Regions from separate parts of the Mus musculus genome. Here all the other regions are linked to region 3. A link is a loop called in an ENCODE intact Hi-C map of the cell type or tissue named here. Cell type or tissue: left cerebral cortex. All regions are shown on one strand. Region 1 has its middle 53 kb from the start of Rgl1. Region 2 holds the start of Rgl1 (ral guanine nucleotide dissociation stimulator,-like 1). Region 3 overlaps Rgl1 (ral guanine nucleotide dissociation stimulator,-like 1). Region 4 holds the start of Arpc5 (actin related protein 2/3 complex, subunit 5). Region 5 overlaps Smg7 (Smg-7 homolog, nonsense mediated mRNA decay factor (C. elegans)). Region 6 has its middle 3.8 kb from the start of Apobec4. Region 7 has its middle 60 kb from the start of Rgl1.

Region 1 (4,000 bases), 150 kb after region 3:
TATTATATTAGTTGCTTTCAGCTCCATTTCTACCTTCAAGCCCTGTAAGCATCTTGCGACTACAGACGTGTCCTATTCAGAGCAAGCATAAGTGAATGTTAAATGAATGTCAATTCATTATTGACATTTGTTGCAGACAGCCCTGGGGCTGATTATGTTTGATGTTAATTCTGTTCTCCTGTGAGGGGCTGCGAACAAGGAATGAGTCAGCACTCGAGTGATTTCCTGTAAACCTTCTTTCCACCTTAATTTATAAAATAAAGGCTAGTGATTGGGCAGAGAAAGAGGGGAAGGTGGAGCTTAAGGTTTTGGGAGAAAAAGAGGAGGGGACCACAGAAGAGGAGGAGGAGGAGGAGGAAGGAAAGAGGAGCAGAAGCACCTGGCCCGGAGAAACTGTAAGTTCTAAGGGGTCTCTTATATGGGGAAGACCATAGTGTCATGGTAGATCTGCCCAATCTAGGCGCACAGCACATGTATTCATATTAACTGAGTTGTGTTTTCATTGCCTGGGCTTATTTGGATTAGAGATTTACTGCAACAGACATTATTATCCCATAATTCCGTAACTCATGACAATCCGGAAGTAAGAAAGAGGCATTGTTTTGCTAATTCGCATAACAAGTAATAAGGTCAAGTTATCTCTTCCTTAAACCTTATTGGCTTGCTGGGCTAAGTTCCTCATAACAAGGGAACAAGTCTAGATTCAGCATGTATTCCAAGTGGCTAATATTGTAAAACGAAATTGATCATTAATTAGTTTTGTGGCTCTGGCTTCAGGGAATTGAGCCTATCTGCAAAGACAGGCCTTATGCTCATGTGACCAGCTGCCAATAAGAGTAAGTGGAAGATGAAGTCAATGAGTGGGACAGGGTGACACTAGAGAAACTGAGACAAGTCTCTACAGAGAGAGTTTTCTCTTTGGGCCTCATGTGCTCCATCTGGAAGCCACAGACAGCAAGCCTGAGACTGCTTGCTGAGGGCGGCCATGAGCTCAGTGCCAGCCCAGGCCATCACACAGTAGTAGAAACATGGAGCACATAACAGACTCGCATAAAAATCAGGCAAGTGCAACCTGCACAGTAAGAGTGGACAGAGTTCCTGAGGGGACATGCTGACAAAGGACGTTGACACAGGCAAGGAAATAAACAAGGCAGAGGCCATCGGGAGGTTTCAAGCCAAGAAAAAGGAAATTGAAAATAAACAGGCAAGATGGAAATGGACCAGATTCGTGGGAAGGAAATTCCACAGTTGTTACTGGAGATAATACTGTAAACAACAAATAATAAATCAAAACAGAGTGCGGAAACCACATGAGATGGCTTCAGCAGCATTCCCTACATGTCATGGAAATGTCGCTGGGTGAGCTAGACAGATTACAAGATCTCAGAGCAAGCACTGTACATTTGTAAGCACTCTGCAGCCCAGCGACCCCACAGCGAGGACTCTACTGTCTGCCCACAGCTGCTCTCCCGGCTCCACAGTGTGGGTGCAGGCTGGCCCATTTTCAATGCTGGCGCTGAACTCCACTTGTCCTGTCTTGGGGAAAGATGTATTTCTACACTGGCAACAGCCCCAAAGCACCGGCAGCTGAGGGGCATCTTAGAGAGGCAGCCAGCTCTTACAAGGCCCTGTGAAGTTGAAGATTCTCCCCTCCTCCTCACCGGAGTCTTTCCCACCCATCCTCATCAGATCTACTCACTTAGAAACATAAATGATGCTGGGTACTTCCACTTCAGCCACACAATAACCTCACAAGATGTTTACCACTATCTACTCTGGTGAGAAATGAGAGTCTGAGAAGCTAAGTAACTGGTAGGAAGCGGGAGGTTCCCAAGCGACCCCTCCCCATCTTACTCCTCCCCCAAGTCATTTAAGGCACTGTCTCCATCCCCTCTTCTACTCCCATGTCAGCACGGAAAGCCCATCTCTTCACCCCCTCACCCCTGCTGAACTATTCAAGTGGGGCCCTTTCATACCACCCAGGCTGGTGCCAGGGTCTCCTCTGACACAACAGCGCCCCCTGGAGAAAGGCTCACACCTGAGTCCACAGGTGAGAGCAAGCTAGGTGGAGGAGGGGATTTCTCCAGAGCTAGATCATTCCTTTTCCTCTCCATCCCTGTCTACAGTTTTGACTCCTGTAGGCTTTACACGGGCGTGACTGACTGACCTGCTTAGTCACACAGGACCCCTCCCTTAGCAAAATCCTTGGCTGGCCCACCTTCAAAGTATACAAAGAATAGGCTGAGTTGCCTATTCCTCTTTGAGCATAAAGTATTTTATACGTTTTAATTTTTCAAACATGTTTTCCTTTATGGTTTCTTTCCTCTGCTTCTTCTTAAAAAAAAAAAGCCGGGCGTGTTGGTGCACGCCTTTACTCCCAGCACTCGGGAGGCAGAGGCAGGCGGGTTTCTGAGTTCGAGGCCTGCCTGGTCTACAGAGTGAGTTCCAGGACAGCCAGAGCTACACAGAGAAACCCTGTCTCGAAAAAACCAAATTTAAAAAAAAAAAAAAAAAAAAAAAACCTCAGCTAGATGTTTATACAGTAGCTTTACAATTTTTGTAATAGGAGAACGAGAGACATCTGTGTTCCTTCCTCTCCTGTGCCACAACTTAAGTGTCCCCTTTCTTAAGGTTATAACCCAGCCTCTGTACAAACAAAACCCCACAGACGTGAGCCACTCGACAGCACCGCACACGCGACGGGCTCGCTGTAACGTTCAATGGCAATCTTTTCTTCTGGTTACGGATGAGTATAGGTCATCACAAACCTTATGAAAATCAGTTCTGAAAAGCTGACATCCTAACCTACCCAACACCCCAAACATCACTTGATCAAACTCCTGGATGGCCAGACCAGTCCTAAGTTGGAACCAGGCTGGGGAAAGAAGTGGAATGTCCAAAAAGGGAAATATGTAATCAGAGAACACAGACGCAACTTTTCTTCCCTCAAATATTAAAAATTAAAATTTCTTGAGAAAAATTCCCTGCTGTCTCCACTGCAGGAAGCAGGGGAGTAAAATTAAAACAAGAAACCAAGTGTAGAGGCAGGGAGAAGGGAGACGGACGCTCCAGACGACCCAGACAGAGGATGGCCCCATCACAAGGCAAAGCAGGGTCTCCAAGGCCACCTACAATTCTTACGTCTCTACCACCGCTAGTTTTGTTTTGTTTTTTATTAGGGTTTTTTAGTTAGGTTAGATCCAAGGATTCTGCATCAATTGAAGAAACTGATAGTAGTTTATAACTGGTGAAACAACTATTTTTAAAATATGATTATTGCTAGAGAGAAACATGCATGTCCTTAAAAAGGGGGTATTTCTTATAACTTAAATTTGTACTTTTAATATCTGTATTTGTTTATGTGTATGCGGTGTTCAGGCATATGGCATGTGGGCACTTTGAGTGTGTGTTTGTGTGCACACATGTGCACGCACACATGCATGTAGAGGCCAGAGAGTGACACGGGGTGTCTCCTCTGCTGTGTGTCACCTCACATGTTAACATAGGGATCTCCCATCATAACCCCACAGCTCAGCAAGGCTATCTAGGCAGGCTGCCCAGGCTCCCTCTGTCCCCACCTTTTGAGGCTGGGATTCAAGCAGGCCATTATGACCACAGAGCATCTACATGGGTGCTGGACATCCAAACTCTGGTCATTAAGCTCATTCTGCAAGCCTTTTACCCACTGAGCCTTCTCTCTAGCCCCTGTTTACTCTTCTCAAATACTTCCTAATGCTATCCTTATAAATATACTATTCACACATGTAATCTTAATGGCCTATCATTTCTTTTCCTTCAAAAATAATTATAAACTGGAGATGATCGCATTCCCCACAGTTATAATAAAGGTCTGAGCTCAAGGCTTCATCCCAAATGACTGCCAAGTGCAAAAGTCAATGGACAGTGGTTAATCTTAGAAACGTAAATTTTGAGGGGCAGCTTAAGGACACAGAAAATTGCTATTATTAGTGTCCGTATCATTTGATAAAAGTTACGTGTG
Region 2 (4,000 bases), 100 kb after region 3:
GTTCCTCCCTGTGTCATCTGTAACTACTCTCTCTCCACTCTCCCACATGTTCCTGATCCCACCGCCAGGCTCTCTGCCTTGCATAGTCCCTTCATTTGGGATGTGTTGAAAGATTCATTGGTCGAATTAAGAACTCACATGACCTTCCCCAATAGTTTATGGAAAGCAGATTTTTTCCGAGTGTCTGCCACCGACTCCATACTCTACAGGCAAAGCCCCAAGACTAAGTATATATCAGTCTACTCCCATTCTACAGAAAGGAGGTCACAATGGGAAACCTTGCCGCCCCTCAAAGGAAGCGGGTCTGAATGGCCTCTGAACTTCTGGGAGTGGGGACTGGGCTGTTGGCATCACTGTGTAAGGAGGAGAGAGAGAAAAGGTTATCTTCTGGGCACAGCGGTTTATGACACATGTAGAAGCTAGTAGTGCTCTCTGACCAGGTCTCTGTGTGTCTGTCCTCTTCTGCCACAACACCCCCAGCCTGTTTGCCAAATACCTCAAGATGTTTCCGGAAGGTTCTGAATTATTGACAGACTTAGGGAAGATGCTTAGGAAAACACAAGTCCTAAAACAGACCTGTCCAGCTAGAGCAAACACTTGGCCATCAGCAGTTTCCTTTTTAAGACTAAGGGGGAGAAAAAGGGGATGGGGGGGGCTACCTTGGCTAAATAATAATGATATTCACAGAAGAGCAAAGACACTGTTCCAAAGTTCAAGATCTCGGAAGCGCTACTCACCCCTAGCCATCTCGCTCCTTTATTGGCCGCCTGTTGAATCTGGACTCTTTTGAGGGTGACATGGTAAACAGCTCCTTCCTCTACCTCTTCACCCCAGTCCTGAATCGAGCTCTGCCAGGGACAGGATAAAAAGAAAGAAAAAGAGGGTCGTAGTGTGTGTTGTTGTTTTCTTCCCCCTTGGCTAACCACAATCTATCCCAGCTGCTTCCCTGCTTACAAAGGCTCTCCAAGCCTTTGAGTAAATCCTCCAAACAGAGCAACACAGGACACCCTGCAATAGGCAAGGCTGAGATTTTCTTGGCTGGCAGCCTTTTCCTGCGGTATCAGGAGCCTCCGACTTCTCCCTTCTCTGGTCAGTTACTTTTCCTAACCTAGCCACGTATCTTAAATCATCTTTTCAAGTTTTTTTTTTTCCTTCTTAAGGAAACTGTGGTTTAGTCCTGATCAACTCTGTCCACTTAAGTGAAAGGAAAAAATAACTCATTTGCAAAAACAAGAGTTTATACTTCTCAAAGTACACAAACATTTGAGCAATGTCGATGTTAAACTCCCTCAAACAAGTGTTTTAATACCAAGAGCCCTCTTTGGGAAGTGAAGTTGTACCTCTTTTTCTCCTCTTACTATTTTGAAACCCAAAAAAAAGTTATGTGGGGTATGGAAAGTTTTTATTTCCAGAAAGAAAAAAGGAAAAGAAAAGAAAAGAAAAGAAAAGAAAAGAAAAGAAAAGAAAAGCCCCTCTGGCAAGTGCCGAGAAAGCAAAACATCTTCATGCAGCTTCCACTGAAATTTACACAGCGACCCCCTGGATAGCCATGTCGCCAGCTAAACCTCGGATCTGTGTTAAAGGGCTGCCGCTGGGAAGCAGAGCGCGGCGCCGCTCCCCCAGACTGAGTTCTGTCCTTTCCAAGTTCTGCTCTCCTGACACGCATCTGCCTGTCCCAGACACCCCGCAGGCGATGCCTGAGAACACAGGCATCGTTTCTAGGGAGAAGAGGCACAGAGAGGGGAAGGACACAAAGCAGAATGAGAAAGCTCCTCTTAGAGAGTGGGGTCCGGGTGGCTCTGATCAGTTAGACAGTGCTCCAACAACCCGGCCCGAGAAAGCGGGAGATGGGACGAGTCCCCCAGCAGAGAAGCGTCAGGGGAAGGCGGGGAGCTGGCGTTACCATTTTAGCTTGCCAAAGTAATTTCATTCTCAGTTTTCTTTCCGGCACACGGACGCTGCATGGTGCGCCCTGCTCCGAGGCGGTCGGGGCGTCTCTCTGGCCCGGCTCCGGGTCCCCGCGCTTCCCACGCGCCTTGCTGCCCGACTGCCGCCGCCGCCGCCGCGCGCGACCGGGCCACAAAGGAGCGCCGGCCAGCGAGCAGGCAGCCCGGGAGCCCGCGGCAGCAGACTCCTCCCCGCCGCTCCGTGATGTCAGGCTTTCCTGTTTGTGCTTGTGAGCGCACTCTCCCTTTCGGAAGCCCCGCGGATCAAGGGAGCAAGCAATCGTTTCTCCAGCTCAGAGTGGTGGGGAAACGATGCTTTCAAGTAGACCGCTTCATCGGGGTTTCCTGGTGGCCACCAGGTGACAAAATAGAACCATGTGTGCCATGGGACATGTGCGCAGCCTCCGTCTGCTTTACTGAAGGAAACTGTTAGGGATTAGGGATTCTTGTGTGATCTGCTTGCTATTTGGAATTTACAGCAATTAAATCAGAGTCCCCTCGATTTGGGGGGAAGATTTTCATTAGGATAAAGTCAAAAGCTATCTGGGTATCTAAAAACCGTGCCCAGCGGCTCTACCCTGCCCCGCACCTGCAACTGCCTGGACTTGTTCCTACTGCCCACTCTTGTTTGTGGCTTTCTTGCTTTTTTTTTCTTTTTTTTAAACAAAAGGTGGTCCTGGCTAGCCTTGAACACTTAGAACTTTTCTGGCAATCCTCCTGCCTCTGTCTCTTGAGTGCTGAGATTACAGGCATGCATCAACTCCACCACCCAGTCTGATAAGGCTTACTGGCTACTGCTGGTGAGAGCAGAGAGTTTTGCAGGATCTGACAGTTTGTGACAGAGGCCATAAGTGGTCCTAGGGGTTTCTGGAGCCTCTGTGAGTAGCCATGGGGGGTGTGCACTGTGGGGACACAGAGGGATAATCACTGTAGGGAAAGCCTTTCAAAGGACAATGCTGAAAAGAATTTTATCTTAACACAATAGTCTGTGGGGGACAATACATTACACTTTAAAAGATCTAGTTTCAATAAATCAACAGCAAGAGATAGCCCATAGTCAGGTAGCCAAACTGTACCTGTCAGAACTCCACACCAATTACAAAAATGTCATGTTTTACACATGTCAAACTGAAAAGGACCTCCTCCAGATTGCTGTGCTGAGCTTTGGTTAGTACTGAATATACCATGAGCTGAAAAGTTAGGCAATCAGTGCACTGATGTCTCCAGAAGGGCATCAGAAATGACAGAGGCTACACCAAGCAAGCAAAGGATCTCTGCACACTGAAGGATGTCTTCAAGTCAGTCAAACGCTCCTCATAAAGACCCATGCTTCAGGAGTTCAAGACTGTAGAGAGAATGATCTTTTACAACCAAAGTGGATGTTTCTATAATTTAAATATTAAACACACATACACACACACACACACACACACACACACACACACACACACACACATTCCTTCTGCTGTGCTCAGTACTCAGAACAGAGTGTCCCAGGAGCCAGAGGGAAAACATGTGGCGGCCCTACCTCAGGCTTCTTATCTGCCTCAGGGCCCCAGGTCACACCTAGATGAGTCTCCTTGGTGATTCTGAAGACCTCAAGAGGCAGCCCAGGACAGATGAGCAACACTTCAGTTAATTTCACCACCGCTGTAACCTAATCTGTGCTGCAAGTTTTAAGACTGTTGAAAAACTTCTTCACAAAAGCAGTTTCTTCTCCAGAAATTCCTGGGAAAGGTGGCTTGGGCCTCACAAGCCTCTCAGGCTGTAGCTCTCCCTTCTTCTCATCCTATTGACTTGGGTTCTGGCTGTAAAGGGAATGACAACAGAACCCAGTTCAAGCCCAGCCTTCAAGCCCAGCCTTAAGAGTGGAAGTCAGAGTACATTTCCATGGCTTCCCTCCGATTTGCTTCCTTGGCTACAAAGTAGGACAAACCTCACAGAATTTCAGAAAGGGTTAAATAAAGAAATGTGCAAGTCACCTAGTGCACGGAGAGCTGTCCAGAAGGCTCCATTTTCTCCCTACTGCCCTTCCCCCTTAGGAGCTGTAGGCC
Region 3 (4,000 bases):
CACGCAACACCAACCCTGCACCACCCGTGTTTCTGGCAATCTATTAAACAATGTCATGTGGATGTCCCAATTCTAAAGACCCTGAGACCTCGTCCTCTAGTAGTTTCACCAGCCACTGGCTGCCAGATGGCCGTGGGTCCTCCCTCTTCTATAGAAATCCTCCCTCTTCCTTACCCGGCACAACGGTTATCAAAGGCTGATAACAGGATGAATGGCTCTTCCGTCTCCAGCCCTTATCATCTCCGGCTCGAAAGATGGGAGCAGCTTCCTTGGCTCGCTTCCCACCCACAGTGCTCGTCCCACCTCAAGCTTCGTGTCTCCACAAGGCTAGTTATGCCCCTAACAAACAAACCTGATCATTTCTTAACTTGATGCCTTCAGTGAGACCTAACTGCCTGAACAATTAACACAAAGTCCCCCAAGGAGGACACTAGACCATTTCCAATCTGGTCTGGCTTCTGTTAGAATATCATTTAGTATATGGCCTCTCTCTTCCATTCCAAGTTCTTCAAAGATCACTGAGTCTTACTCTTCTCTCTCTCCTCAAAGCTCGGGGCAAGAACTAGCAAGAACCCATCTTCAATAATTACTGTATTCAATGAATGGTTCCGCAAAGGTTAAAGAACAATGACTCCACCCCACCTAGGTCTATGCTGGGAGGCAAATGAAGACATGAAATTTAGTGCAGATTTTACTACAGAGATTTCTCTTTTCTTTTTCTTTTTTCTCTTCTTTTTAGTCGATGACGGGCCCTGCTGACTAAGGAATTTCATCACCTACCACAAGTTGACTTTACGCAGTTAAGGTTATCAGCATGAAAGGCTGGGTGTGTATTTAAGAAAGACGGCCATCATCAGAAGTAGCTTTGGAGTTTTCCTTGTCTGATGCCGTTTGTGTAAGAAGCACATGAGACTCAATCCCATTTACTGCTGAACTGTAGCTACTTCCTACCCAAACTGCACCTCCGCCATAATCACCCACTTCAGGAGCTCGGCTTGGTCCAGATGGCTTAGGGAGAAAGCTGAGTCACCAGGAACTACACTACTGAGAAGGCGTGTTAATTTAGTAGACAGTGCAATCGTAGGAAGAGTTCCAAGAAGGCGTGTGAAGCAAGGCACCCGCCCTGGACTACTGTCCCACCCACACTGAGCATCGTGAAACAGGACCCCAAATTGCATGAACAATTCATAAAATGTCAAAACTATGTCCTATATGCACATGTGCCACTAGATAAGCATACCACTAATCTGCGCCCAGGAAGACGCTGCTATTTTCCATGCTAGTCTTGTGTGCACGTGCAGACAGGTATGAGAAATGTGTGTCCGAACAGCTGACTGACCCTCCAGGCAGGACGGCCCCTTACCATGATGCTCTTGTACATGTTGCCATTGTTGTCTTCTACACTGATGCGGATGATGCAGGTGTCTTCGTTCTGCTGATTGTAAACAGGAGGCAGTACTGTGGAGGTAATGGATGTCACGGAGACGGAGCGCTTGTGGATTTTAGGATTGTTGTTGCACGTTGGAGGGGAGGACAGGGGGTTGATTAGGGACGACATCCCTGAGGAATTCGTGTCCATGGAATGGATGGAGGAACAGGAAGAGGAGGATTCAGAGAGCTGGAAGAATCAGAAAACAAAGCCATTGGAGCCTGGACCAAACATGCTTCACGTTTCAAAACAGAAGTAGATACAGAGACTGGTTGTTTCCTCCTCAATATCTCATGTCTCTGGTACACACACACACACACACACACACACACACACCCCGTGGGCTCATGTGACGATCAGTGACTCACTGGGAACTAATCATTCTGAATCTAAGAAAGGCACAGTGGACCTTTGATGGCCTGGTTTTAGTTGTCCGTATGAAGGCTAACCACGAGATGGCAGCAGATACCAGAATTTAAAGGCCGTACAGGCTGAGCTTACAGAAGCTGGGAAGCCATCCTCTTCTCACCCCCAACAGTTCTCAATGTGGCCATGGAGAACATTCTGTCCCCACTACTTCACATCCAGATTTTGTAGTAGGAGACAAATGTCTTCATGTTTAGAAGCATCTAAGATAAGGACTACTGCTTGTGTAGTTCTGCTGAGAGGGCCTCAGAGATCACCTGACCCCTTTGCCAAGTAGAGAAGCTGGAGGCCCAGAGAAAACACGGGGCCCCAGGTCCACCTACACAGTCTCACTCCTACCAGGACCAGAGCTCTCCAGCCCCTTTGCTGTGGTGTTCACACAGCAGGGGCACAGCAAGCACCAAGCCATCTGCAGCTATGATGAGTTAGCTGACTTGTGCTACAGCCTTGAAACCTTTAGTGCTGTGAGACTGTTAATGAGTTTTCATTTATCTTTCTCACTTGGGTCACAGCTGCCTTGCAGGGCAGGGGGAGGGAGGGGCACCCTAAAAACAGCATCATAACAATGCTGAGAGCACGACTCAGCAAAACAGATCACTTGCCTGGACAACGCAGCCTTTGAGTATCTCTTTAACAATCACTGGTAAGACCAGCAAGATACACTTTCACAATCTACATCGAGGCCATTTGAGAGATGTACGGCTGCAGTAATGTGCTTCTCTAAGTGACTGAATATTTAAAATTCAACTGATATTAATCACCAGACAAAGAGATGCTTTAAACTCACCGGGATGTATTCCTGACATAAAACCATTAAGCTGAACCATTTAAATATCAATTGTTACAGAAAAGTGTGTGTGTGTGTGATATTCGGAATGAGTTAAACTGGATTATATTATAATAATCCTATAAAACTCATTATTAATTTCTATATAATCTACCATTCCACAGATACAGATCAAGGAATTTAGCTTTCTGATAATGTGGCTTCTAAAAAAATAGGGCCTATGTTATCTGTAGTTTTTCAGGGCTGCTTCGTCCGATGGCATCCTATGTTAAGGACAATTCCACAGCAGGGGTGTTCTATTATGGCCAGCAAACCGCAATGCCAACTCTAATATGTAGTGTCTACAGTAGGACTGCCATGATATCGGTTAGCCATGTGCTGCTGCTGTTTGGAATTCTCCTTCTGTGCCCATGTGACTCAGCTTGAGCACTTACTCAGGGTGGATAATTTTAACAGCGTTATCTTGCCTGCAAGTCTATTAGCCAGGAAGGTCAGTTCTCCAAATGCTGCTTGAATGTTTTCACTTTCACCGTCCTATTTCCCTTGGGCTTTCCGTGATGCTAATAACACTTATAGTTGAGGGGGTAATGCGTTAGGATGGTGAGCTCACACGAGTTATAGAGACTATCCTCACAAGGATATAAGTGGTGTGGAACAAGCATAAAGGTAACTGTTTATAAGTGATGATCAGGCGCACGAAGAAGGAGGAATGCATATTACACTTTACTTCTAAAGAGAACAACCTCACGAGGGCGAGCAAGAGAGAGGCGTGGAAGAAGGAAGAAGGGAGAAGGAGCCTTGCGGGGAGCGCCTGTCTCTGCCTCCCCTTACGGCAGTGGCTCTGGGACTCCAGGTGGACATACACGCCTGGCTTTTTGTACTTTGGAGGAATCTCAACTCAGGGACTTATATTTGCGTGGCAAGTGCGTTGTCACTGAGCTATCTCCTCTGGATCCAGCTGATGCCAAGGCATGGGGAATGACAACATACTGGGTTTAGGACACATGACTTTTGAGACAATAGTCAGATGTTAGCTGTCTGAGGAATTTGAGAGTGGTTGGGTCACCTCTAGCTGCTGAGTCCTAAAATACCTTTCTTTTTTCTCTTTTTTTTATTAGCTATTTTCTTCATTTACATTTCAAATGCTATCCCGAAAGTCCCCTAAACCCCACCCCCCTGCTCCCCTACCCACCCACTCCCACTTCTTGGCCCTGGCGTTCCCCTGTACTGGGGCATATAATTATGATTTGGGGACACTTGAAGGGTCTCAGACTGGTGTGACTGCTAAGGACATCATGCAAAGCAACACCAGTGCCCCCTACAAGGCAGAAGACAGAGCCTGTCACCTGTACTCTCTC
Region 4 (4,000 bases), 240 kb after region 3:
AAATTCAGATAGCCTAGTTATTTGCATCATAAGTACATCTTAAGCCAAGCAAATCCTTTATATAAGAGGAAAGTATTCATTTGAAAAACCCCCCAAAAATAAAATAAAATTGCCTAAGATGGTGATTCAGTATCATAGGTAACAGTAAAAATATAGAATTTACGAGACAGTAGAATACTGTGCATTTTCTAACTGGAAGATAATTAAGAACAGGTTTCTTCAGAGACAAACATTTCCTTTAAATCTTGTAAAGAAAAACAAACAAGCAAACAAACAACTATTAGCAAATGGATAGGAGGGAAGTTAATTAAGGTAGCCATTAAAATCCTAAATTTTAAATGCTATCTCAGAATTACTTTGTGAGGAAATTAGTTGATTACTTAGCAGTGGTGATGCCTAAGCACTGTGAGGCACTATGAAAAAAAGAAAGAAAAGAAAAGAAACCTGTAAAATTTAACACAATCTACCCGAGGACCAAAATTCTGAGCAATGGAGATAATTACATCCTTGAACAACTGACTTTTGTTTTTAATTCCTCGCTGTTCCATTAAGTTGTTTTCTACCCCAGGATTCTTCCCCAGCTCTAAAGAGAACGCGTGTGTGTGTGTGTGTGTGTGTGTGTGTGTGTGTGTGTGTCCAACTAAGACAAAAGGAAACACTAGGGCTTTGGAAATGGCTATGTTAGCTCTTAAATCCTCGTTTCCATCTGCACTCAACAGTGCATCTAGTGTTTAATTTTCTCTTCAAAGAAAATCTCAATTTAAAAGAACAAAAAGTACAGTCAGCTTTAACATCTAAAAGAGTATGCTGTGCAGCTTTTATGGGAGTTACACAAGATTGAAACAGAAAAAAAAAATTAAACAAATCTTTATCCTAAGTTACATAATGCCATCACCGTAACAATGTTCTTATACTCCAGCATGAGGCTTTTAAAGTAAGCACTGCTGGCAGGGAGACATGTCTCCTTTGCTGTCTTAAGACACGAGAGTTTTTACTAGCTGACAATGTGAGTGTTAATCAAGGAAATGTCACTTCTATCAACTGAATGATAAACCTAGAGGGAGTGCCACATTGCTTCTTCACAAGGAAAAGGGACACACTTCACATACAGCGCTCTCTCTACATAAACACATACATACACATGTGTGTGCCTATGATCAACAACTGTTTGATCCTGACGTCTTTCTCTTTTTGATTGAGTCTCTATTCCCAATGTTTTTATATATTTTATATTTCACTAACTCATCAAGCATGCACTAACTACCTTCTGAATACCTAATTTTATTTTATATGAAAAAAGATACATAAGAAAAAATTAGATTCAGCCCTTCAGAATCTTGGGATCTCTTTCCCCAGCAAGAATAAAACCTATCATTAGGTAGTTTATGAAGCTCGTGCTACATAACCCATAACACATTGCACACATATGCAGAATTTTAGAGTCTTTTCGAAGCATTTCCACGTATTGAGCCCTGGGAACATCCTTGTGAAAAGCACATTAGCCCCATCTTAGTACTAAGAAATCCAAGGTTCCAATTTTTAAGCAACATGCCTCAATCATGCAGATTATGAGAGCAGAAAAGTCGAGACTCAGCCTGCTTTTTGATCCCAAGCCCAGTGCTCTTTTCCAGTACGGCAGAGCAAACGAGAAAACTCAACAGGATGACATCCAGCCTTCTGCTATACGTGAAACCAGGTGGTTCTGCATCGAAGCAGGGCAAAGCCAAATGTCTGAATTAATTTTATTCTGTAAATACTTGTACTACGGTATATTACACAGAGCACAGCTATTATTTGATTAATCTTTGTGCCTCTGCCTCCTCAACAGAAGCTCTGATCTCACAAACCGGAATATGGAATATAGCAAAAAGCTGATTTGACGTGCTTCCAGGAACCTTAAACAATAAATAACAACCTTGAAAGTCCAGTCTCTATTAATCCTTGCACTCGCTATTTTCCCTCAGCACTGAAGAGCCTAACTCGCCCACCCTCTTCTGGCATTCTTGCTCCAAATAACTACTTATTTTAAGATGTGATGACTGATTCTAGAAAATGCTACAAGTTTGCCCCAATTTCACTACCTGGCCCAAGCGTCTTTTCCCTCCCTCCAGATGGAGAGAATACCTAGTTCAGATTCTGCAGGTCCGGTCGCGATGCTGTCACACAGCACTGACAGGTAAGAAGTGACCTTTTCGATTCCGTCCTTGGGGACCTCCCACCGACAGCGTGCCAAGAGTCCAAGCCGGGGAAGGGGCTCTCAGCTCGGGAAGGCAGCCCCCGGCGGCGCACGGTCCGAATGGAGGGCTCCGATCACTAGTTCCGAGCTGGGCATCACTTTGCCTCATACTCCTGCAGACTGCAGGGGACTAGGTTCTGCAGCCAGTCCATCGCACCCCACGCGCGAGTCCGGTCACCCACACTTCACACCGGACCCCAACAACCAGCGGCTGGCACCGACAGCGGCGGCGGCAGCAGCACTCCAGGCCACGCTCCCGAGGTGCCCATAGCCTCCAGCCCAAGACCCCCCGCAAGGCAGGACCGCAGAAAAGCGTTTCTATGGGAACGTCCCGGGCATCACGTGATGCTCCCCGGCGACCAATCGCGTCTCCGCGCCGCCTCTGCCAGCTTTCTGTCGACCCGCCGCCCCCGCCTCCTTCTCCAGCCCCGCCCCTTTCCTGCAGCGGGCCCGCGCGTGCGCGGTGCGTCCCGCGCGCTCCCCTGCCGACGCGCGCTCCCGGGGGACGCGGGGGCGGAGCGGGGGCTGAAGGATGGCTGCAAGCAGAGGAGGAGGCCGAGCCCGCTAGCGCGCAGGCCCAGAAGCTTGCAAGCCGCGGCTGCCGGCGACGCCCCAGAGCGGAAGAGGGAAGTGAGTCGGACCGGGCTGGGCTCGCTAAAGGAGAGGCACCGCGGAGGGGCAGGCCAGCGTCGCGTCGCGATCCGGGATGTCGAAGAACACGGTGTCGTCGGCCCGCTTCCGGAAGGTGGACGTGGACGAATATGACGAGAACAAGTTCGTGGACGAGGAGGACGGCGGCGATGGCCAGGCCGGGCCCGACGAGGGCGAGGTGGACTCGTGCCTACGGCAATATCCTTACGCTCGCGGCGGCCGGGGGTTGTGGGGACGCGGGGCCACGCGACCGGCTGTGCCCGGCTCTAGGTGGGGACGGAGGACAGGAGCTCCCGGGGCCAGCAGGCCGCCTGTACCCCGCGGCCGCGCCGGCGAACTTACCGGCGGCGCCCCGATTCCTCAGGTGCGCGGTCCTAAGCGGCCGCGCCCTCCCCGGGGCACCGCTGGTGTCCTAGTGGGCACCTGAGCCAGTCTCTGCCCGGTGGGGACACGGGCGTCCCGCTTGGAGTCTTGCTTTCCTGTCCGGTGTGTGTGGTTGGCGGAGCGGGGATAGTTTATCCCTAGCCAGGAGAGATGGAGCGGTTCGCAAATCGAGGCCCTCGGTACATTCAGCCCCGGGGCTATTTCATCGGCAGCATTGTTTATTAAGAGAGAAGGGCTTTGGCAAGGTGGCATTATAATTCATGAACGAGCCGAAGGGAGTTTTCTTCTCCAAAATTCCCAGTTAAAGCTTGGAACCTTTCACCTGCTAAGAAAAGGCCACTAAAAAAGGGATAGCGAATGCATGCAGAGAATCCCTGGGAATAATATAAGATGAACCCCAGTGAATAAAGCAGAGAATGAGTCGGTTCTATAAATCAACATTGTTTTTCTGAAATTGTTTCCCTTCTAGTTAAAACATGGCTGTCAGTTCCTGGTTCCTTGGTTTGCATATCTGAATATTCATAACCTCGAAATTCATTTGCATCGATCCCTTAGAAAAATAGAATGTTACAAAAATCCAAACTGGAGCTTTAGAAAAATCGTATTCATTAAGTCTGTTCATACAGCTCTCCCCTCATCAATTTTCTACTAGATTATAATGAAGAAAGTGAGCAAAAACAGTGGTAACCACAGCATCAAACGTACATATATGTGCAGTATAGGTTTAAC
Region 5 (4,000 bases), 310 kb after region 3:
AATTAAAGGCAAAGCTGATTTCAGCAGCTGCAGATCTTGCACAGACAGACAGACAGGGGGGAAAAACAACCCCAAATCAAATCAAATCAAAACAAAACACGAAAGTTTATTACACAAAACCAGTTGATGAAGATTCTCCTCCCCTTCTTCATTACCCCACAGTGAGGATGGCAAGGCGAGGAACCCCGCCGAGAGAGTCATAAACATTCCAAACACCAAATTCTCATGCAGACTGGGGCTATAGCTGGGAAGTGGGTACTGCAGGGAGGGAACTGGTAAACCTGTTGGCTGGTCTAAGGTGCAAGAATCAGTGACATTTCCAACCTCGGAATGCTGCAGCTGTCTGAATGCAGAGCTTACATACACAAACTGGGTGAAGGTAGCAGGGAAGGGACAGGGAGAGGACAAAGATGGACACAGGGAGGGACTGGAGCAGCACAGACAGTTTCTTTTGCCATTTAGTGAAGGGTTTCACTTTCAGACCTTTCAAAAACAAAACAAAACAAAAACCAAAACCCAAAAAACAAAACAAAAAAACAAAAAAACAAAAAAAAAAAGAAAAAAGAAAAAAAATCCAAATACCATGTCAAACTAAAAGAGCAATAGAGTAAGCCTGGGGCTTCAAGCACTCTTTCTGAAGAGCAATGAGCAATACCTTACCCCATCTCATTTCGGGGCTGCCCAGACCCCAGTGACACCTGGGGCTCCTGGATGTGCTTTGCTCTACAGCTGTCCTTCAGCTAAGCTCCACACTATTTCCCACACTTAGCCCTTGCCCTCTGGGAGAGTAGAAAGCCATGTGTGGGACACACACGCGCGCACACACACACACACCTCCCAGAAAATAATCCCTACCCTAGCACAGCAATTGGACATTTAGATTGTTTCCATAATTTCCCATTAAAATATTACTTTTCCAGGAAATGACTAACAGAAATGCTGTCCGTTCTTCTGTTCCTACACAGAACATCTTCAGTCCTCTTTCCTCCTAATATAAATTATCAAATAGAGTTTATTCCTTTCTCTTGCCCTCTCCAAAGTGGCATCTGCTGTGTTTTCTTCTGTGCACAGTGTGCATCTGTCTCTGTGGCCTTCAACTTCATCCTCGAGGTGAAGGCCAGGAGCTGTGACTGGGCATAGCCCGGCTCCTCTGCAGTGACGCTTGCACTGCCGCTTCCTTCCTCTTCAGACTTCAGGCTTTTGGGCCCCAAGTGCTGGCCCCATGCTGCTGTTTCGTGGTGAGATGTTGTACACGGTAGGAAGAAAACAATGACTACGGTACAGCATATGGCTAAAGGGTGGAGACTGATGCAAGAGGCTGGGAAGCAGGATGGGGACACAAAAACCAACTCAACAAAAAGAACCACACTGAAAGCATCCACCTATTAAAATGGGTTCCAGGCCGTGAATGAACTAGCCTGCCTTCTGAGACTGCTTGCTACGCTACTGTAAAGTGTAGGAATCCACCACATGAATTTGAAATCGTACAGCAGCCATCTGCTGGTCTAGGCCAGCAGCACTACCCACACTGCATCCTCTATTGGGGCTCGAGCACCTACAGAGTGAAGGGCATTTCCTGCTGGAGTTTCCAGGCTGGAGGAAGGCCTCTCCCAGAACCTTCTAAGAGGCCTTGTACCCTCCCTATGAAACACTCCCACTGGCTTAAGAGGTCAGTTCCCTGTCCTGTCACCACTGACCTCTCACAGGAGCAGCAAACGGGACTGTCTTTGCTCCACACTGACTAGAAATACGCCTGTGTATGGAAGAATTCAGTGTGATATTTTGCTACTGAGAGTAATAATAAAAGATGTTTAAGAATAATTTCAACTACATTCTCAGTCAGCAAAGCACTCATAATGGATTCCTATTTTATTCCCCAAAGAGGAAAAAAGGACTGAGAAGTTCCTATTGGTTTCTCCCATCTGCCTTCCCTTCTCAGCTTCCACTTCCCACGTGTTGGGGACATGCGCGGTGGAGAAGGTGAGAGGCGTGCTATCAGTAACCGAGTGGGACAAACAGCAGCTCCTCTCTCCCTCCGGAAAGCCCCGGGGGAACGAGAGTTCCTGATGGTTTTTTCTTTTTGTTGCACTGCGAACATTTCGTGCACACTCAGCGGGCTGGTGGAACACTTACACCCTCTCGACAGCAAGAAACAGACAAGAGAGCTGCCACCTGCAGAGACTGTGTGGGTCAGTCCTGCAAACCCAACATGCCATGGTTTATGGAGCCTTCATTCCCTGGGTTGCTCCTGTGGCCTCAGTGTGGAGGGTTCATGGCACCTTGTCCCCGCTGCTGTTTCTGCTTCTGCTGCATTAACAACTGCTCCAGAGCGGAGGGCCCAGGATGCATCATGGAACTGGACCAGATAGACTGAAAAACAGCCCCAAAACTTGTCAGCAGAAGGCAAATGCTTTGGCTGTCTGACAGGGATTTGTTTTAAATCTCAGCCACCCATAAAGACAAATTTGTCCTTTAAATCCACTCTAAATGCCAATCAACTCAGCTCTATTAAAAGTCATGGAACTCTCAAGACTAGACAGTTCCTAACTAAGATAATTTTGACACTATGAACAGTGGAATACAACTTTTTAAACCCCAAGCCAAGGTTATTCCTCCTACTCCGACCACTCTTTTGGAATTACATGCACCAACATGTCCAGCCCAAACTATGTTTTAAGTCAAATCAACTATGTTTTAAGTCAAGTTCATATGGCATGACAGTAAGTTTAATATAAGGTTTCCAGCAAACAAAACATTGTAGACCAGGCTGGCCTCGAACTGAGAAATCCGCCTGCCTCTGCCTTCCAAGTGCTGAGATTAAAGGCCTGCGCCACCACGCCCAGCTTACATACTCATTTAATAAGTCAAATAAGGCTAAACTCAAACTTAACAGGATTTAACATTAGGATGAAACTAAATGCTCTAGCATTTTGGATGCCCTGACAACACACTCAAGACGCCTCTCAATCCGGGATAAAAGCAGAGACACTGCTGCAGCAGGAGCCACGTGAGCACTCACCTTTAGGCTTTCCATGAGGACAGCAGAGGAATCCTCCATGGAGGGGCCGTGGCCTGTCCAGGTGCCACTCGGAGTGCTAGCCTGATGCCAACTGCTCTCAGATGATGACGTTGCTGAGAGATAATCAACACCAAAACCACCCATGGCTAAGAGATAACAATAGGTAAGAATACAAAATGTTTTGTAAGTGGCAAATATCAAACTTCAGGCAAAAATCAGAGCAAGCCACCCCCCTTTGCCTTGTAGATAAAGAAATGTGGATCTCACCTGGTTTATCAGTTTTCCACCTATCTGCAGGCCGCCTATCCCTGTTATCTGGAGTCCCAATGGGTCCAAAATTAGAGAATGGAGCAGAATTATGGTTATGCGTTGGAGGAGAACTGGGCAGGCTGCTTGGGTTAGAGGAATGAGGAGACTGGCTGGCTGGTGTCGAATGATCTGTTGAATAATTATGAACATAAATAGGGGTTTCCCACACCAAACCAAGAACTAACATTTTCTTCAGATGTGGTAGTCAAAATTTGAATGAAAGCACTATAAGAAGGTTTTGGAGAAAAGGCCAAATAAAGACCATGAAGCAGTCTGTCTGATCACTGTTGTGCCTGACTGACTGTACCTTGGATCCTAAGAATCATTATAAATTAAGACTTTATAAAGCTGAAATAAAAGGAGTCTGGAGAGATGACTTTGCAGTTACGAGTATTGGGTGCTCTTCCACAGGACCTAGGATTGACTCCCAGGACCCCCATGGCAACTCAAAACCATCTCTAACTCCAATTCCAGGGGATCCAACACCCTCTTTCTGGCCCCAGCGGGCACTGCACACATGTGGCACACGAGCAAACATATAAACAGTGCCCAAAACATTCCAAAAGAGAAATAATATATGATAATATAAAAAACTTTCTAATTATAGAATCTGACTAATGTTTAGTCAATATGGATGTACAGGAAAGGCAAGGTTTATAATCTAAGTATTAG
Region 6 (4,000 bases), 220 kb after region 3:
CTGGGATAAAGTGTTAGAATAGATCATGGGTAAAGGACTGGTGATGAATTCTGAGAACACATCTTGGTCCATTTCAAATGAATATTTAGAATTGGTACCCTTAGCTCCTGACACTGCTCTAAAATGTCTTCCTGTGTGTCTATCAACACCTCTTTGACTGGTTTTCTTTGTTATGATGCTTTTCAACAAAAATATATCAACAGGTTAGCTACATCATGTCCTCTAACTAGTGTTGACACTGATTCAACACAGACTAAGCAGATAAAGCAAGCCGATTGGTCACAATAAAGATTTTGAAAATGAACACGCTAATACAAAGTGTTTATAAAATATGTGTACATAGAACAGTAAATATAGAGTTTAAGGACCAGAAAGACATCACGGTAGACTAAAACTGCTAGCCAAGCAAACCTGCAGAGGCCAGGTCAATTCTCAGCACATTACAGGTGCAATGCTCCACATCTGTAGCCCACATCCCTATTCTAAGATGAGAAGTGGAGACAGGAGACTCACACAGAGCTCGTGAGGCAGCTAGCCTGGAACACGCATGCAGTACAGAAGCAGAGATAACCCGAGACCCTGATGAAACAAGAAAAAGGAGAGAACCCACTACCATCTAACCAACTGCCCTCTGACCTCCACACACTCACCATGATGTGCATCACGTGTGTGTGTGCACGTGTGCTCACACACACCTTCCCCCCACCCCCCACCCCTGAGACAGGGTTTCTCTGTGTAGCCCTGGCCATCCTGGAACTCACTCTGTAGACCAGGCTGGCCTCGAACTCAGAGACCTGCCTCTGCCTCCCAAGTGCTGGGATTAAAGGCGTGCACCACCACTGCCCAGCCACACACACCATTTAAAACATACATATTTCTACTCCATGGGTTTGATGAGAGTCACAGTGAATCTCAATGTTAATTAACAATGCACATACTTTCAATAATCATCATGTATCATTTTTGTAATTCTATGCCTTTTTCTATTCTATTCTTCTACAAAGAGAATTATTTTCTTTGTTCTGTTGGTATTTACACAATGGAAGACATACAGAGACGTACCAATAAAACAGAATACAGAGGCCCAAAATGAACTTTGACATAGATGCTCAAATGATTTTCAGCAAGGGTACCACACCACCAGGGTGGGAGGTGCTGCTCTAGTCAACAAATGTTACTGGGAAAGCTGGACTATCCACAAGCTACAGGCTGAAACTGGAGCTCTGTCCCACACTGCACACACACACACACACACACATGCACACGCACACAATCTTAAAACGGATTAAAGATCTAGCTACTGGGACTGGAAACTAAAACGCCTGGGAGAAACCTAGGGTATAATCTTGACCACACAGGTCTTGGTGACCATTTCTCAGCTAAACAACAGAAGGACACACTACCAAGGCAAAGCCAGGGCTGGGCACACGGTTCCGAGGTGGAGTGCTCACCTCACACACCCAAGGCTGTGGGGTCAAGTCTCAGTGCCAAAAAACAGGTAAGCATTCTGCATACATTTATTAAGCACTCATTTTTTTTAATGTACAGATCAGTTGGACTGATTGTAGAAAAATGGTCTTATGTTTTATTTGCCATTTTGTTCTTTCATAAAATAATTTGTATTACATTTAAGAATGATTGTGTTTTAGATCTAGTTTAGTTGTATTTATGGTTGGAATGTTAAGTGAGTCCTGCCAGTTTGAAGCCTTCTTTGGAGCGTACTGTGCAGAGGTCACGGTGGCACCTTTCCCTACCCTTCCCTCTCCTTCAGGGAAGTCACCTTTAATCCGCAGCATTTGCTGCTTGCTGCTCCTGGACAATGAGAGAAATCCACAAGGAAGAATGCTAAAGTGTCCGCCAACCAGTCCCGGAGTTTGGACTGTGCTGCCACCCTGTGGCCATTTTATCTACAAATTCAAATGAGAAGATCCATCTTTTGCTCCTCCCACCCCTCTTTGAGATAAGGTCTTGTGTAGCCCAGGTTGGCCTAGAACTGCCTACATAAGCAATGATAATCCCAAACTCCTCCTGATCCTCTTGCCTTTGTGTTCCTATTGCTGGGGTCACAGGCCTGAACCACCATGCCCAGGATCCTGGCTTTTCTGTCTTCTCCTCCTTTCTGCCCACCCTCTCCTTTCTCTCTCTTCCATCAAACTACCTGGCAAGCTCCACAAAGCCTCCTGAGTCCTCTGCCTTTCTTCACCTCAGGCTTGCTTTTTAAATCCAAGTCCCATTTCCCTGTGACTTACTATGTAGGTTTGAGCATTGAGAGATTATACCAAACTGAAACACAAGATAGATTATGTGATTAATTAAATACGATGTGCTCTAATAAAAGTTAATAACAGGAGCCATAAAATATAAATTACTCTGTCACCCAAAAAGAGCATTACCTCCTATGCAGCCTTCATAAGCGCAGCTATCTTGGCTATATCCCAAATCAGGCTGCCGATCACTGACTAAAATATCCAACCGAGTAAAGGTCTTTTTAAATCCGAATTCTATAATCTTTATTACAACTACATACTTTGATATGGATGATGCACATAGTTCATCAGAATGATTATGAGGGAGCTGGAAAGATGGCTCAGCAGTTAAGAGTACTGACTGCTCTTCCAGAGGTCCTGAGTTCAATTCCCAGCAACCACATGGTGGCTCACAACCATCTGTACTGAGATCTGATGCCCTCTTCTGATGTGTCCAAAGACAGAGACAGTGCACTCATTATAAGTAAAATAAATCTTTAAAAACACAACAGAAAGATTATGAAACTGGGAGGCGGACTGAGACAGCAGCTTCTCCCTCCTGCTAAGCATCCACCAGCAATGTTCTGCTTCAGAACTATGGGCAGAACTTTCTTTTGCTGCTGGTGGTGGTGGTGTTTGTTTCCTTTGGACAAACAAAGTTCAGGGTTATCCTTAGAATCCATGTAAAAGCCAGATGCAGCAGCACAAGCATCCATATTCAGCATGTCCTCCGAGACATCGGAGGCAGAGGCAGGGCAAGCATCCGTATTCAACATGTCCTCCGAGACATCGGAGGCAGAGGCAGGGGAATCACAGAAAGCTCCAAGGCCAGCAAACCCAGAGATGGTGGCAGTAAACACTGAAGCCCTTTCTCAAGCAAGGCAGGCCACACACAAGGCTGTCCTCTGAAGATGCAAGGGCACCTGACTACTCACTAAAGTCTGGGAAGCAAAAGGAAAGGAGTGTAGTGAGGAGACTGGCAAGGTACAGAGTCCGGTCCGACGAGATAAAAGGACAACCTCTAACATTCCACAGTTAATTGTGTGCTGCAAAAGTATGTGAAGACTTCAAATGTTTCCAACAGAAAGAAATAATAAATATTTGAAGTGACAGTGTGATGGTTTATATATGTTTGGCCCAGGGAGTGGCACTATTAGGAGATGTAGCCTTGTTGGAATATGTGTGTCACTGTGGGCATGGGCTTTGATACCCTAGTCCTAGCTGCCTGGAAGTCAGTATTCTGATAGCAGCCTTCAGACGAAGATGTAGAACTCTCAGCTCCTCCTGCGCCATGCCTGCCTGGATGCTGCCATACTTCCACCTTGATGATAATGGACTGAACCTCTGAACCTCTAAGCCAGCCCCAATTAAATGTTGTCCTTATATAAGAGTTGCCTTGGTCATGGTGGCTGTTCACAGCAGTAAAACCCTAACTAAGATGGTTATACCAATTAGCCTAATCATTACACATAAGTATCTTCCATTGTTATGTGATAATTAGAAATTTAATATATATTTTAAATATCAGTGAGCTTCCTAAAACCACCCAAGTACACAAGTGGATGTATTACATGGTGCATGTTTGCTGCTGCTTCTGGCTTAACATTCTTTTTTTTTTTTTTTTTTTTTTAGTTTTTCGAGACAGGGTTTCTCTGTGTAGCCCTGGCTGTCCTGGAACTCACTCTGTAGACCAGGCTGGCCTCGAACTCAGAAATCCTCCTACCTCTGCCTCCCAAGTGCTGGGATTAAAGGTA
Region 7 (4,000 bases), 160 kb after region 3:
TGCACTGTTTCGGCCTCCAGTGACACCAGGCACACACATAGCACACAGACATACACACAGGCAAGACAGCCACACACATAAAAAGACATTAATGCTGCAACTCCTTTTCCTTCCTGCATGCTTTTCTCTCCTCCTCTTGTGCGGACGCACTGTCCTGTGGGGAATGCCTCTAGTATTCCTGTACATACTCGGGGGAGAAATTTAAAATTTTCATCTCTACAATCCATTAAAGAAAAAAATACATTGTTTTGAACTGAACAACAAAACACCTTTAAGCCTAAATGAAAGAACCAAAAACTAAATTTTGTTTTCACATTTTAATCAGATTGTTAAAATCCGTTTGGAAAACTGCTTTATATAGGAACACCAGGAGTGCTTTCAACACAGCCTATGAGAAAGACCTTGCTGGGATATATTAAATAGGTACTGAGTGGGAATTTAACACTTTCTTTAAAGCTGTACACGTTCCCAGCAGAATGTCTGGATTTCTCATCATCCTTCAGTCTAGAGCCAGTCAGCCAACTAAAAGTCTTCTAAAAGCTGTGTTAAGTGATTTGTGTACGTCGGCAGAACTTCTGTTTGATCCTGGATTAGGTTTTCGCTAAGGGCTATAGTTTGGACAGATGTTGCCATGGTCTAGTCGGACCATTTTATCTGCCCATTTTCCACACGCATCACAGTATTTGATAACCAAGCTGAATCACCTCAATTTCTATACCAGCAAATGAAAAATGACTGGAATGTGGGATTTTTGTTCCAGAGTCCTCATGAAATACATTCCAGCATCTGTCTGGAGGGAAGGACCATTCCACCCTCAGTCCCGGTTCACCCCAGCTGGGCTGCAGCTTCTTTTCTCTTTCCTTAGGTCATCCATTCCTCCTTGACCTTTACAGAACTGTGATGGTTAATCTTCATTACCAACCTGACCGGGTTTTGATTTGCCAAGGAAACGTATCCGTAAGTGATAGTATTGCAGACCAGCTCAACTGAAGAGGGTGACCCACCTTGAATATCACGTGACATCATCCAATAGGCTTCAGTTTCAAACTAAATAAAAGGGGATCAAAGAGGAAGGCAGTTTCTTCCCCAGTTCATCTCTGCTTCCTGACTGTAGACTGATATGTTTCAGGAAATATTAAAAAATATTTCCCACCAGCTCTCCTCAGGGCCCAAACACGCTCCCTCACTCCTGCTGCCGCTGTCATCAACTCTCTCCAGAGCATCTGGCTCGCTTGTTCTGGGAGCTGCCAGTTCTTCCTCAGTCATAAACCCATGTAGTCGGAGATCCCACATTCCAGTAACTAAATGGAATCTCCAACCTCGCGGTTGCATATCACAATACCCAGTAACCTGGTAAAATCAAGACACTTAAAGCTTAATTAACCAATCAGATTTATGTATCAATAATATCACAATTTACAAGATGCCAATACAATAATTTCAGAGCCAATTGATAATGATAAAAGCTTTATCCCAATTAATCTAACCTTACAATACCACAAGTTCTTGTAGCTGGTAAATACACGTGAGTTCACATCTGCAACAATCTTTCTTCTCCTCCTACCCTGAAATGATCCCGGTCGCTGCAACTCTTAGCTCTGCCTTCCTTTTCCCTGCCCAATCACAGACCTCCTCTGCACTAATGTAATTGGACAGGGAAAATCCTGCAACAGTAGCTAAGATATAACAAGCCACTTTAGGCTCCCACCACACCTTCTCTGCCATGATGGGTCATCTTCCATCAAGCCATGAACCAAAACAAATGCTTCGTTCTGAACTTGCTGTACCATGGTAATACAAAGGCCTTTCCACTCCTTTTCAGTTTTCTCAGCACCACAGACTAACCTTGCTATTTCCAGGAAAACCAAACAAGAACATTCTGGATTCCAAGTTCTTAACAGCGACTTTATGAATACAAGGCTAAGCTACCCTGATGCTTCCTGACTGAACAGCACTAGAGCAATCTGACTTCCAACTTCAAGGCGGTAAACATTAAGGGCCATGCTAAAACTACATCCAGAAGCATGCTGCCCCCAGGAGGAAGGAGAAGTCGTGACTTAGCAATTGACCAGCCCTCACATAAGGGGCAATAATGCAGGGAAAAAAAGTAAGTAGGGTGGTGAGAGCTCTTAAACATGATCAATGAGCAGTCAGATCCATATGAGGAGGAGGCACTTCCAAATACCAGGAGAGGTGCTGGAAGGTTCTACACAGACCACTCTCTGCAGTAAGCAATAAGTCCTTCCTAAATCGCAACCGGAGCTTGGAGAACCTGAGTGATTTTTCCAAGGTCACACAGAAGAGTCCAATTTTGAAAATAGATCTCTCTGACTCAGAACAATTCTATTCTTACACCATCTTTCTATGACCTTCACTTGCCACGGAATTGTGGTCATGTTGATTTGGGGCTTTGTGAAGGGAAATGGCCAAGTGAAGAGTCAGCTTCATGGGGAACAAAAAGCTTTGTCAACAATCATAGGACAGGGAGTTAATATCTAGAATACATAAAGAACAGGAACGACTCAACACCAAAAAGTCAGAAGATGGGCTGTGGAACTGAGACGGTTCTCAGACACAGGAAACACTTGGGAAAGTATGTAGCCTCCTTTGTCACCTGGGAAATGCACATAAAACTGTTTTTGAGAGTCCACCTCACTCGGTCTGAATGGCTAACACCAAGAAAACCACAGCCGGTGTTGGTGAGGAAGCAGCAAAGAGACCCTTATGGCTAGTCAGAGTGTGCACGAGGACGAGCCACTGTGGAAGTCTGTATGGACGTCCCTAAGGAACCCAGCTCTACCATTCCTGAGAACAGATCTGCAGACCTAAGTCAGCACATCATAAAGATACTTGCACATCCATATTTACTGCTACACAGTCACAATCGCCAGGACACAGAACTAGCCGAGATGTCCATCAAGAGACAGCTGGTGAAGAAATTACGGTGCATACACACGAGGAATTTTCCTTAGCCATAAAGAGAAAAGAATTAATGAAATCATGACTTTTTTTTTTCAGAAAAACAGAACACAAGATTGTTATGTTAAACAAAATGGACCATACTCATAAAGACAACTACTGTGTGTTTTTTCTCATGTCTTTAACCTAGATTGAAAAATGGGCGTGGCACAAAAGTACTAGGGGAATTGAGAGCAGAGGAGGAAGGACACAGACAAGGGAGGGAGGGAGGGAGGGAGGGAGGGAGGGAGGGAGGGAGGGAGGGAGGGAGGGAGGGAGGGGAGGTGGGCAGAGAAAAATGAAGCAGGATAGCACAATAAGGAGCGCGCATGAGTGAGTGTGTGAATGTGTGTGTGTGTGTGTGTGTGTGTGTGTGTGTGTGTGTGTGTGTGTGTAACTAATGAAACTCGGTGCTGGTAAACTAACATAAAAAGTTAGCAGGAAAGAACATGACTCTAACTTTAACACCTAAAGGAAAATCCTGACACTCTTTAATGCAGTAGCAGGGGAAAGGCCAAGGTTATGGAAAATGTGCTCTTGCTCTCTGGACCACCGCAGTCTACCACACTGTGTTCAGATTCCTCGGGATTCACTTGGTCAGTTCCTCCCATCCCTGGCTCCTGTCAGCTTCCTGACCCTACCCTTCCACACAAGATAAACAGCTGCGCCACCACAAGGAGTCAGAAAACAGAAGCAAAAACCCCCTTTCAGTCAGCCCTTTCACTCCTTACTCACACTTGCGGATTTTCCTTACAGGACACGATCTGTAAATCCAGTCCCTTGAAGCCTCTCAAGCCACATGTGGCAGCCATTCCAGCAGCCACTCACTGACTCCTTTCCCCTGCTCTTCAGGAGGGGGATGGGCCTGTGAGTCCCCAGGCCTCGGCTCCAGCTGTGCTTGCCAGGGATTCTGGATACCAGAGGGACCTGCCCTGCTAGTCTCACAGAGACTGGCCCTCCATTCACACAGTTTAGCTTAAACAGATGTTGGCAATCCAAACTTGTGCCCCTCCCTCCCTTACTCCTCACAGTCTGGACCAAA

The links. A loop is a pair of places that touch in the nucleus more often than their neighbours do. Peaks named below come from ENCODE experiments on the same cell type or tissue, not always from the same donor. Only the 100,000 strongest peaks of a DNase experiment are listed, where the experiment ranks them.
Region 1: a loop joins it to region 3, with 2.6 times the contacts of the local background. A loop is called at or near these places in 18 of 42 quality-filtered maps.
Region 2: it touches region 3 in a loop (2.1-fold over the local background); 15 of 42 quality-filtered maps call a loop at or near these places.
Region 4: a loop joins it to region 3, with 6 times the contacts of the local background. A loop is called at or near these places in 10 of 42 quality-filtered maps.
Region 5: a loop joins it to region 3, with 12 times the contacts of the local background. A loop is called at or near these places in 5 of 42 quality-filtered maps.
Region 6: it touches region 3 in a loop (5-fold over the local background); 41 of 42 quality-filtered maps call a loop at or near these places.
Region 7: a loop joins it to region 3, with 6 times the contacts of the local background. A loop is called at or near these places in 18 of 42 quality-filtered maps.

The regions. Positions count from the first base shown.
Region 1 is chr1:152,676,629-152,680,628 of GRCm38, forward strand. It overlaps a transcript of Rgl1 not described here. Among named protein-coding and RNA genes, the nearest start is that of Rgl1, 53 kb to the left of the region's middle. In left cerebral cortex, a CTCF peak has its summit at 2,027 (motif pointing left); a DNase peak (open chromatin) is centred at 1,520.
Region 2 is chr1:152,623,081-152,627,080 of GRCm38, forward strand. Rgl1 (ral guanine nucleotide dissociation stimulator,-like 1) reads right to left here and starts at 2,137. Exons shown (of 18, transcript NM_016846.4): 1 at 1,904-2,137; 2 at 738-848. The coding sequence starts at 1,930. In left cerebral cortex, a CTCF peak has its summit at 2,317 (motif pointing right); DNase peaks (open chromatin) are centred at 1,032, 1,705 and 2,057; H3K4me3 peaks cover 2,600 bases; H3K27ac peaks cover 1,335 bases.
Region 3 is chr1:152,523,282-152,527,281 of GRCm38, forward strand. It overlaps Rgl1 (ral guanine nucleotide dissociation stimulator,-like 1), which reads right to left. Exons shown (of 18, transcript NM_016846.4): 16 at 1,364-1,618. Among named protein-coding and RNA genes, the nearest start is that of Gm51749, 15 kb to the right of the region's middle. In left cerebral cortex, a CTCF peak has its summit at 1,881 (motif pointing right); DNase peaks (open chromatin) are centred at 1,015, 1,910 and 3,037; H3K27ac peaks cover 1,578 bases.
Region 4 is chr1:152,763,783-152,767,782 of GRCm38, forward strand. It overlaps Arpc5 (actin related protein 2/3 complex, subunit 5), which reads left to right and starts at 2,760. Exons shown (of 4, transcript NM_026369.2): 1 at 2,760-3,085. The coding sequence starts at 2,943. It also overlaps a transcript of Rgl1 not described here. In left cerebral cortex, no CTCF peak of the experiment used is centred here; DNase peaks (open chromatin) are centred at 952, 1,676, 2,098, 2,708 and 2 more places; H3K4me3 peaks cover 3,890 bases; H3K27ac peaks cover 3,030 bases.
Region 5 is chr1:152,837,016-152,841,015 of GRCm38, forward strand. Smg7 (Smg-7 homolog, nonsense mediated mRNA decay factor (C. elegans)) reads right to left here. Exons shown (of 23, transcript NM_001160256.1): 21 at 3,287-3,457; 22 at 3,020-3,165; 23 at 1-2,370. The coding sequence ends at 2,257. Among named protein-coding and RNA genes, the nearest start is that of Ncf2, 39 kb to the left of the region's middle. In left cerebral cortex, a CTCF peak has its summit at 1,502 (motif pointing left); DNase peaks (open chromatin) are centred at 1,483 and 1,985; H3K27ac peaks cover 887 bases.
Region 6 is chr1:152,744,767-152,748,766 of GRCm38, forward strand. It overlaps a transcript of Rgl1 not described here. Among named protein-coding and RNA genes, the nearest start is that of Apobec4, 3.8 kb to the right of the region's middle. In left cerebral cortex, a CTCF peak has its summit at 1,893 (motif pointing left); a DNase peak (open chromatin) is centred at 1,884.
Region 7 is chr1:152,683,715-152,687,714 of GRCm38, forward strand. It overlaps a transcript of Rgl1 not described here. Among named protein-coding and RNA genes, the nearest start is that of Rgl1, 60 kb to the left of the region's middle. In left cerebral cortex, a CTCF peak has its summit at 2,038 (motif pointing left); a DNase peak (open chromatin) is centred at 523.